Regions from separate parts of the Homo sapiens genome. Here region 1 is linked to region 2. A link is an interaction called in ENCODE POLR2A ChIA-PET data of the cell type or tissue named here. Cell type or tissue: endothelial cell of umbilical vein. All regions are shown on one strand. Links, peaks and the distances in the headings refer to the core of each region. The heading gives the core; the rest is flanking DNA. Region 1 has its middle 150 kb from the start of CACNA2D1. Region 2 has its middle 260 kb from the start of CACNA2D1.

Region 1 (5,389 bases), core at 165-5,164, 100 kb before region 2:
AAATAAAATTTTATAAAGTCATAGATGTTTCCTGGGAGTCAATTAAAAATTTGCTGTATGGGAGAAGAGAGACCAAATTTGGGAAGAAGGTCAAGATGGATTCTGAGAGATAATTTATGACAGGATGAAATAGAAATCCCATCCTTTAAGCACTAGAGAGCCATGGGGAAAAAATAAAGTTGTGAAGTGACTCTCTGATGGGTAATCTTAGCCCTGTTATATCTGTTTACAAGATAAGGATGCATCTTCCATGTTTTTAATCATTTTATAGAGCCACCCACCTACTTTGTGTTGTGTGTTAAACACGAACTTGCTTCAGTTCAGATACCAATAATTTGTTCCACACTTTTTGTCTTGATTCTTAGAAGCAGACTATTCATGTGGAACAGAACTTTCCTTAATCTAAAGGCCATTCAGTCATTCAAACCAATAAACTTTCTTCTCCAGTTTAACTTCCAAGTTCAAAATTTTTTAGCCTCTAGAAACCAAATCTTTTCTATTTATCCAAACATCTACTCAAATAATTTTTAAAAATAAATTATTTAATTATATTGTAATAGTACATATTTAATATTTATAAAATAACTTATTTCTGTGAGATAATCAATATTTCTCCTAATTAACAAATTAAAATTCTAAGTAATTCAAAAACATTAGGCCCATTAACATATATCATTATTTTATTAAGACAAACTAATTTTAGCTTCTAAAAATAAGATGTAGACATTGATAGAATGGGAAAATAAAATGTAATAGCACAAGGGCAAATGCCAGTTTTTGAATTATATATAGTGATGATTCATGGGCAGAACCATAAATCTTAAATAATAGAGCACATTTATCTTGAGAGATTGTCACGAGCATATGGAACCTGCAGGTGTTGCAGTGACTAATGACTACTCATAGACCAGAGTGAAATCCCAGCTTAATGTCTAGGTTCACGTATGTGTGTACACGATGAAAACTATATCATTAGAGCTTTTTGGTTTACTTTGTTTTTGTTTTTCACTAATTTGTAAGCTCCAGAAGAGAGAAAACTAGTGCTGAATAAATCAGATATCAAGTGATCCCTTTATTTAAAAGATATGTTTTCCAAAACATAGAATGGCCATGTTCCAAATTACAAGCCTGTGTGTATATGCCTCTGCGTGTGTGTATGTGTGTCTGCACACATTTGTGTGTATTTAAATGTACAGACAATAACCCTAGTAGTCTCTCGTGCCATTGTGGACATTTGAACCAGTTTCTTTGTGGTAGTTTATTTTTAACACACAGAGGGGTTTTTTAAGGAATGCTTAACAAAATGAAGCTAGCTGGGTAAATAGAGAAAAGTACACAGGAAGATGTAATCTGACACAATATCTCCAGATTTGAGCTGGATGGCTGAGTTATTTTAGATATTAAACATAGAAGGTGAGGCCTAATATAGAGGTGCTGCTAATGAATTTTGAGGAACAGAACTAATTTAAATCCTTCCATCTCTGTAGTGCTCTTACATGGCTAGCAGAGAGAGCCCACATTTAAAAGCTGATGGAGTATTTTTCCCTTCAGGAAGTTAGCTATAGGGTATATATTGACTACCTGAAACAACAGGGCTCAAACCAAAGTGAAAGGAAAAAAAAATCCCTGCTCAGAAGCAAGAGAGGAGAACCAACAGTGTGTGAAGATCCCTGCCGTGCTTTTCTGTTCTCTGTGAAACGGAACGTATAGAAAGCCGCCTGGTTTTTGTTTCATCAACTCCACTGGATCCCTCTCGCACAAAGCTTTCAATATCAGGACAGCCTTGGGGGACTTCACTTATAACAATTCCTTCAGGATCACTCTTCTTGCTAAACCAGTCAGGTTATTTTTAGGTCTTAAGAGCAAGGGTTCCAGGTGAGGAACAAAACAGACTGAAGGGTAGGACTGTGGGAAGATTTCAGATTCAGCCACTGAACGCCCAGTAAATAGAGGCAATTATGTATAACCCCTCCTACATTTAATTTACTTTAAATATAGTTTTATGCATTTTACTTTAAAATAGAATAAATCTTCTGGAGTAGTTTTGTATGCAGAAAAAGAAAGAGGACAAATTTAGAAAACAATGACCCCTGACCCCACCAAAAAAAAAAAAAAAAAAAAAAAAAAGCCAAGATATTATAGTGGGTTGTAAGCCTCATATCTATCAGATTTAATTTTTTCTCCTAAGAGGAAGTCAGTTCTGACAGCCTAAGCCTAGATTATCTTTGGCCTTAGACCAAATTCTTCTATGTGTCTGCAATTTGATTCTTGTTGATTTATCCCAGGGGTTTTTTCCAGATGAATAATTAATTAGAGTCCATGTCAATTTTCTATGGTCATTGAGTACTGTCAAAATCTTCCTAGAATACAACTTGTGATTTGTAAAATGTGAATTGTTACATATTCTATTCTCCTTGCAATTTTAAGGTTGTCTATATTCATGTGAGATTTGTCATTAAAAACTCAGTTAGTTGTCTAAGTATAACCCCTAATACACTTTCCATGTTCAAATCTCTTTTTTATCACTTCAGTACCTCAGGAAACTTGTATTGTAGCTTAAACAGTTTGGATTTTATTATTTTACTATGACTCAGTAACCACTTAGCACCCATGATACATTAGATTGTAAAAATGTAGTTATTGTCTGCTTTTATAAAATTTAAAATTTTTATTTGATGGATACATTCTAGGAATTTTTTTTTTTTTTTTAACTAGGAAACAGTGACATAGTTTGGCTTTGTGTCTCCACCCAAATCTTATCTTGAATTGTAATCCCCAGGAGTTGAGGGAGGAACCTGATGGGAGGTGATTGGATTATGGGGACGGTTTCCCCCATGCTATTCTTGCGATAGTGAGTTCTCACAAGATCTGATGGTTTTATAAGTGTTTGGCAAGTTCCTCCTTCACTCTTCTGTCTTTCCTGCCGCCTTGTGAAGAAGTTGTCTGCTTCCCCTTCAGCATGATTGTGAGTTTCCTGAGGCCTCCCCAGCCATGCAGAGCTGTGAGTCAATTAAACCTATTTCCTTTATAAATTACCCAGTCTTGGGTATTTCTTTATAGCAGTGTGAGAACAGACTAATACAAACAGCATATAAATAAATGATTGTATAAATAGTGAAATCAAATAATTAGAAAATGGAGATACAAAACCCACTTATGATTCTTGTTCTAAAATACAAAGGATGTTTCTACAACTTTCCTCAGTAATCTTAATAAATTTTTATCATTTGTACATTAAGAATAATTGTAGTTGCAGCTAACATATTCTATATATTTTTAAAAAGTTTACTTCCCCAAAAAATCGTTTTTAAAAAGTCTTTTTGTTGAGTCTCATTTTTCAAATTATCTTTTATTTTGACTTTTGCAACACATTTAAAGTTTTAAATTCTTTCTTAGGTAAGAAACTGAAATCAATTTCATTAAGGGTTCAATCAGTTTGAATATGAAATGTTCTATAATTCATTTCATTCTTATCTCACAAACTTTTCCACTTTCATGTCATTGACAAACTGTATGTATAATATTACTGACTTAGATTCAGTTAGCTCATCAAAATATGTAAAAATTCTTATGTGTTATTTATTATATTGTTTGGTTTTTCTTATATTGTTCTGTTTATTTCTCAAATGTACTAATATAGATGACAGTCATGTGACTAGATAAAATGTTGTAATATTTACTTGGAATTCACAACCCTCTACTCCCTATTCTCTTTTCCATTTTTCCTAGTCTGTAACATGTATTTTTCATTTTCCAACACTAATAAACATTGAAGACAAATGGATTTACTGTGCTTGTGTCCTAAATTCTATATATATGTGCTCCTTCTTCTCCACGGCTTTCTGCTCTTTTTCTTCTCATGTTTTCATCTAAGATAGCCTTTCCTTTCCTCAATATCATCTGTGAAGTTTTTACATCATCAACCTGAAGAAATATCTCCATATCTAAACTGTCATAGCAACTATTTGGTAAGTTAATTTGATCATTCTTTGATTAAACAAGGTTTCTTGAGCACCTATGTGTCAGACACTTTTCTAAATACTGCAAATATAACAGTGAATAAATAAAAAGACATATCCATGTCTTGAGCCAGGTGCATGGCTCACGCCCTGTAATCCCAGCACTTTGGGAGGCCGAGGCAGGTGTATCATTTGAGGTCAGGAGTTCAAGACCAGCCTGGTAAACATGGTGAAACTCTATCTCTACTAAAAATGCAAAAATTAGCCAGGCATGGTGGCGCACATCTGCTGTCCCAGCTGCTTGGGAGGCTGAGGGAGGAGAATTTGTCGAATCCAGGAGGTGGAGGTTGCAGCGAACTGAGATCGCACCACTGCACTCCAGCTTGGGTGACAGAATCAGACTCTGTCTCAAGAAAAAAAAAAGAAAGAAGAAGAAGAAAGAAAAAGAAAAAGAAAACCTATTTCTTATTTCTTAATGAAACTTTCATTGTAATGAGTGAGACAGATCATAAAGCAAATACATAAATATGTAATTGAAAGGTGATAATAGAAATAAAGTAGATAAAGGTGATAGAAAGTGAGCTTTTATACGTGGTGGGGAGAGTTGCTTCTAGTGTCCATTTTTTTCCTCATGTTTTCTGTCAAGTTCTACCTTCCTAAATGCAGGATTATTTTGGATTGAATGCCAGATTACATATGAGGAGTGGTTTAAATAATTTGAGGCTCTGATTATAATCCAGTGACGGCTAGTCTGTTTTCATTCCACTACTACTGAAAGACTAGGAGCGCTTTCAGGTTCTGGGAAAAAAGTCTCAAGTTTTGAACTCCAATTTTTCCTCCCCAGCCCTGTGGGGCAGCCAAGAGTTCTGCACAGTGGCACAGCATCCCAGCTACCTCTCGTGGAGTTAGTTGCCATGTGATGCCCACCATTGTTGGAAGTGGAATGAGCAGTGGATGAGGGGAGCTTTTAAATAGGGAGGTCAGAAAAGCCCTCTGACCTGTACGTGCTATACTAATGCAACTTGTTAGTTTTTAAGCAATTGCAGTGATCCGTGGGATCCTGATGGGGAGCTGCGGCTTCTTCAGCAAAGTCTTGATCTTTGAGAGGATGGTCATTTCTCACCTCTGCAGCATGGACTCTTTGCGGTCTGTTCAGGCTTTTTGGACAGAGGTTATACGCAGTAACACCCATTGCACTTTGGGTTTCCCTCACTTTATCTGGTGCACCTGTTCGCAGTTGGAATCTATGTAAGGGGAGGTGAAAACATACCTGAACTTCCTCCTTTAGCCTGCTGTTTCCTTCCTCCTCCCACGATTCCCCAGAAGCCCAGAAGCAGAAGAGACAGACATTATTACTCTTCCCTGAAAGAATCTCCTATAACACAGAGCAGTCGGCTGTGTGCCTGAGGTATTGGGAGAGGACTGTGGAG
Region 2 (5,389 bases), core at 101-5,100:
CAAATACACAAGAGGAAATATCTAATTAAATGCCATCTTGCCTTCAACAGCTAAAAGCTATGTGAAATCAATTCTATCTCCATGTTTCTGTATACACATTGTTTTATAAAACTGATATACTTCAAGAAAGGAAGATAGCTATCTAAAGCCATCAGTTACTGGGTGTCAAAACTGAGATATAAAGTTTGTATCGACTGTTCTAAATTCATTTATTCATTCTTTCCTTCATATGACTACTAGTTCCATGCTACAAGTTACCACCCAGAATGCCCAGCTCCAAGGATATACTGGTGCACAGCAAAAGTAGACTAGTCAATGTCTTCTGTAACATAATTTACGTACAACGAAATATTCAATCTTAAGAGTAACGTCACCCTAGAAAGTTCTCTGATGCCTCTTTCTAATCAATTTCCTCCCCATCCTTTGTGAGTTAAAGAACATTGTGATTTTTTTTCTGCTATAACTTAGTTTTACCTGTTCTAGAACTTCACATAAATGGAATCATTCATGTATTCTTTATACACATGGAATTGTTTGTGGCTTTTGTGTGAGGCTTTTAAAAAAAAAACTGAGCATAATATTTTTGAGATTCATTCTTGTTGTACATTAATCATTTATTGCTGTGTAACATTCCATTGTGGATACAGCACAATTTGTTTATTCATTCTAATAATGGACACTTGGGCTGTGTCCAGTTTTTTTCTATGATGAATAAAAATGCCATGAACATTCCTGTACAAGGCTTTTTGTAGGACTGACACTAGAAATTCCAGCTACTTGGGAGGTTAGGATGGGAAGATCGCTTGAAGTCTGGAGTTCCAGGCTGCAGTGAGGTATGATCACACCACGGCACTCCGATCTAGACAATAGACTGAGACCCCATATGTAAAGAAAAAAAACCTCTTTTTATAAATATATGTTTTCATTCCTGGGGTATAAGGCATATATAAATTAATTTTATACAAAAAAGCCAGATCATTTTTCAAAGAAGTTGTGCCATTTAACTCTCCCACTAACAATATGTGAGTGTTTGTATTGTTCTACGACCTCATCAACATTTAATATTGTCGCTCTTTTTAAAATTTTAGCCCTTATTGTGGATCCATCCATAGATAATTTAAAGAAAAAGTACACAAATTTATTTTCTTATTTCCTAATAACATTCCCATTGATTATATACTCCCATTATATTTCTAACTTTTTTCAAACATTCTTGTAGTAGGCTTGGAAATATCCCGTATTAATATCTGGGTAAAGTGTGCCTTCTTATTTGCATAATAATGAGCAAGGCCTTGTAAATTAGGGAAAATAACTTTCTGTTATTTGAGGTTTGACTTGGTGAGTCCAAGGTTCTTTCGTCATCTTGGAAAAGAAGTTATGAATCTTCCTCATAACCTGAATCCTTCCTAAAGCAACACTGGACAAATGGCCATCCGTATTCTGTTTGGTCACTACCCGTAATGAGTGGCCTGCTTTACATGACGTCCCAATCTATGTTTTAATGTTCATAGTTTGTTGTTGCTGAATAAATCCAATTTGATCTCAGGTTTTTTATAGAATACCTGATTATGATAATGTGATATATCATTCATTCATTAAATGCATGTGTACTCATTTATAACAAATATTGTCACATATTCCAGACAGTTTCTGGGCAAAGTATTCAGGATCCAGTAGTGAATAGCAATGTCCTTACCTACATAATTTTTTTAGTCTAGAAGTTAATCATTCTCTAGCATTGTTACTTACCTGGTTTTCCCTAGTCTCTTTTTCAAAATACAAAGTAGCACTTACAGGTGAACTCTACCTGTTACAGAGATGTATTTATAGCAACACCAGGAAGATATTTGTTTTCTTAAAAGATGGGGTCTGCAGCCTCAATCTCCTGGCCTCAAGTCTCTCATCCAGTTTCATGTAATTACCTGAAATAAGAATATTGTTTTCTAATATTCTTCTTCATTTAACATGTCTAGCTATTAAATATTATTAAGTTAAAAAAATCTCCTAAAATGTCAGTGCTTTGTTTGTTAATAAGTTGTGCTCTTCTCTAATTGAAAGAATATTAAAATGCATTTATATGAGTTGTCCTCATATTTACATAAAATGGTTTGAGCATATTTATAAAAAACGGTTTAAGGTTATCTAGAAAGTCCAATGTCTAGGGCTTCCTCAGAGACAGTATCTATCGGCTGCTTTTTCCCGGTGTGTAGGCCATACTTTCCTGATTCTCTGCATGTCTCCTAATTATTTTGTTAAAAACTAGAAAGTTAAATAATATAATGCACCAACTGTATAATTTAGATATTTCTTCAGGTTTATTATTTTTGCTGTTTCTTGTTGTGGTGGATTTCTGGAACTAATTCTTTAAAGTCTGTATTCTTTATTATGTGTAGCCACTGAAGTCTCTGCTCTGTTAAGCTTTGTGGTCAGGTAATGGTTGAACAGAGATTCCCCGGAATGCTTTGAATAAATAAATCTCTCAGCTCTTGCCAAGGGCTGGCTGTGTGTGTGTGTGTGTGTGTGTGTGTGTGTGTGTATTTGTGTGTGTGTGTGTGTTTGTTTGTTTGTTGGGGTATTGTCAGAGGCGTTTTAACCAGAGCAACTCAATCTTGAATAGGAGCTGGGTAAAATAAGGCTGAGACCTGATGGGCTGCATTCCCAGTAGGTTAGTCATTCTTAGTCACAGGATGAAATAGGAGGTTGGCACAACATACAGGTCATAAAGACCATGCTGATAAAACAGGTTGCAGTAAAGAAGCCGGCTAAAAGCCACCAATACCAAGATGGTGATGAGAGGGAGCTCTGGTCATCCTTACTGCTCATTATACACTAGTTATAATGCATTAGCATGCTAAAAGACACTCCCACTAGTGCCATGATAGTTTACAGATGCCATGGCAATGTTAGGAAGTTACCCTATATAGTCTAAAGTGGGGAGGAGCTGCCAGTTCTGGGAATTGCCCACCAGGAAACTGATGAATAATTCACCCCTTGTTTAGCATATAATCAAGAAATAAGCAGCAGCTTAGGCTGCTGCTCTGCCTATGGAGTAGCCATTCTTTTATTCCTTTACTTTCTTAATAAACTTGCTTTCACTTTATGGAATTACCCTGAATACTTTTTTGCGCAAGATCCAAGAACCCTCTCTTGGGGTCTGGATGGGGAACCCTTTCCAGTAACAGTACGTTTTCAATGCTCCTGAAGGCAATTTACAACTCCTTCTCAGTCTTCACTTCCAACTTGCACAGAACCTCAAAGTCAACCAGAGGCAAGAGATTTGGGCTGTCTTCTGTCTTCCTTGGTCATAGGCACAGCACTGAGTACATGCGTGGACTTCTAAATTTCCAGCAACATCTGAGCTTTTCATAGCCCTCTATGGACGTTCAATTCCTGCTTTTCCAAATAATTATCACTTGGTGTTTTGTACTAATGTCCTGAAAAGAGTGCTGTTCATGTAGAGGGATCTCTGATTCAGGTCAAATGAAAAGAAGCCCCTGAGGATGGAGCTTCTTGGCAAGCTGCCATATAGGTCAAATAGTGACAGGTTTTTGAGGGCGGGGCTTGGGGATACTCCAGACCAGTTGGCCTCTGCAAGGGCTTGCTAGGCTGCTAGTTTTCACTGCTGTAGTTATGAGACTTTTGGTTTCCAAGGCTACTGCAGAGCAGGGGAAAGGAGCACATAAAAGACACATTAAATGCCATAAAGCTCAAGGTTCATGCTAAGATTCAATTGTTTTTCTAGAGTAAATGCTCCTCAGATTGTTGCATGACTTTAGCTAATTTCCAGAATTCTGAAAATGTTCATTTTGACAGTGTTTGCCAGCGTTATCATTGCTTTTATGCAAGAGCAAATTTTCAGAAGTCTTTGCTTTTCCAGGAGTTAGTCCTCTATCTTGCAAATTTTATCATTACAAATGGGAAAATAATACTACCACTTCATGACACTAACAAGTGATATTGCATTTTTTTCTAAATGCCCTTCTAGTCTTCATTCATATAAATACATTTTATACAATAGGATAATAACAAGATTTGTAGTCTGATTATTTTTCTTGATATTGTATGATGAACATTTTCTGTTTCTACATTTCTAATTCTGTGTTCCATATTACTGACATCTTACAATTTATAGCTTCTTTACTTCGATTATTTGTCTCTAATTGTTTGAGATTATAAAAAAATGCTATGATGTCTAATTTTGGATATTTTTCTTATGAAAAATTTCTAGGAAGCAGAATTAGCAGATCAAATGATTCTTAGATAACTTTAAAAAAGTAGGAAGCATAATTAGTAGCTCAAATGATTCTTATATAACTTTTAAAAAGTACAATACACTTTCCAAGACAGGACTGTATTTATAGTTATTTATTATTTCTCCTATCTCTTTACTTTTGTACACATGCCTGCCTTGTGAACATCTTTTTATTTTATGAGGTTAAGGGACCCACCAATAAAAATTTCCTTGATATACATTTTGTAAGCATTTGTACATCTTATTTCTCTATTCATACTTTTTAGCAGTTAGTGAAATGACCAGTAGGGTTAAGCAAATGGAAATGTTTTATGCTATTTAAACTAAGATAATATTTATTAATATAATATCTATATTACAAGCTTCACTAGGTAATATTTAATTCCCTTAGGCAAGTGCTTCTAAAACTTTATTTTGGGCATGACTAAATTGGGAATTCTTGTTAAAGATCAGATGCTGAATCAGTAGATCTGGGGCAGAGCCCAAGAATATGCATTTCTAATAAGTTCCATGAGCCATGAACCACAATATAAATAGCAAGACCTTGTGACATTCTTCTGTGTTTGTGTTACTGCCCAGATGGTTAAAAGGATGAATTTAAAGTTATCCTAGTTCTGGTCAAATCTTGTTTTGAAATCTTCACCTTATTTAAAGAAATACACTGGAATTAGGGCTCGAATGGGAATAGACAGATTTAACAATGATTCCTGGTGCATCCTCTTGGAGCAGACATATTCACTGATTAGTTCCCATCCTTCTAAACACTGCATCCTTCCCTTTCTCCTGTCTATCCGCTCTCTAGGAGCCTGTTTTAGAAGACATCATCTAAAGTTCAAAGCTTGATAAAACACCTTGTTACTTTTCACTGCTTGTTAAATTGTATCAAGGATATGAATTGTTTAAATGAACAATACTTTTTAGTATCAATACTAAACTTTTCTCTCTGATTTTTAAACTTAAAATTGAAAGTAGGATCACAGCAGCTCCCAGGAGGTATTTGCTTCAGAACAGTAGGCAATATTTCCAGTTACAGTGCTTTTGTGATATGCCTATCATCTTCCATTCTTAAAAAAACCAAAAATGCAGACAGATGGCTATCTAGATTTTATAAATGGATTTTAAAAAATAAACTACATT

What was found. ChIA-PET counts read pairs that join two places held together with the same protein. Peaks named below come from ENCODE experiments on the same cell type or tissue, not always from the same donor. Only the 100,000 strongest peaks of a DNase experiment are listed, where the experiment ranks them.
Region 1: POLR2A ChIA-PET joins it to region 2 with 6 read pairs; 3 of 35 experiments call an interaction of 5 or more read pairs at or near these places.

Annotation. Positions count from the first base shown.
Region 1 is chr7:82,593,110-82,598,498 of GRCh38, forward strand. No RefSeq gene overlaps it. Among named protein-coding and RNA genes, the nearest start is that of CACNA2D1, 150 kb to the left of the region's middle. In endothelial cell of umbilical vein, for the core only: no CTCF peak of the experiment used is centred there; DNase peaks (open chromatin) are centred at 922, 1,632, 2,322 and 2,942; H3K27ac peaks cover 1,997 bases.
Region 2 is chr7:82,697,392-82,702,780 of GRCh38, forward strand. No RefSeq gene overlaps it. Among named protein-coding and RNA genes, the nearest start is that of CACNA2D1, 260 kb to the left of the region's middle. In endothelial cell of umbilical vein, for the core only: no CTCF peak of the experiment used is centred there; DNase peaks (open chromatin) are centred at 690 and 2,700; H3K27ac peaks cover 477 bases.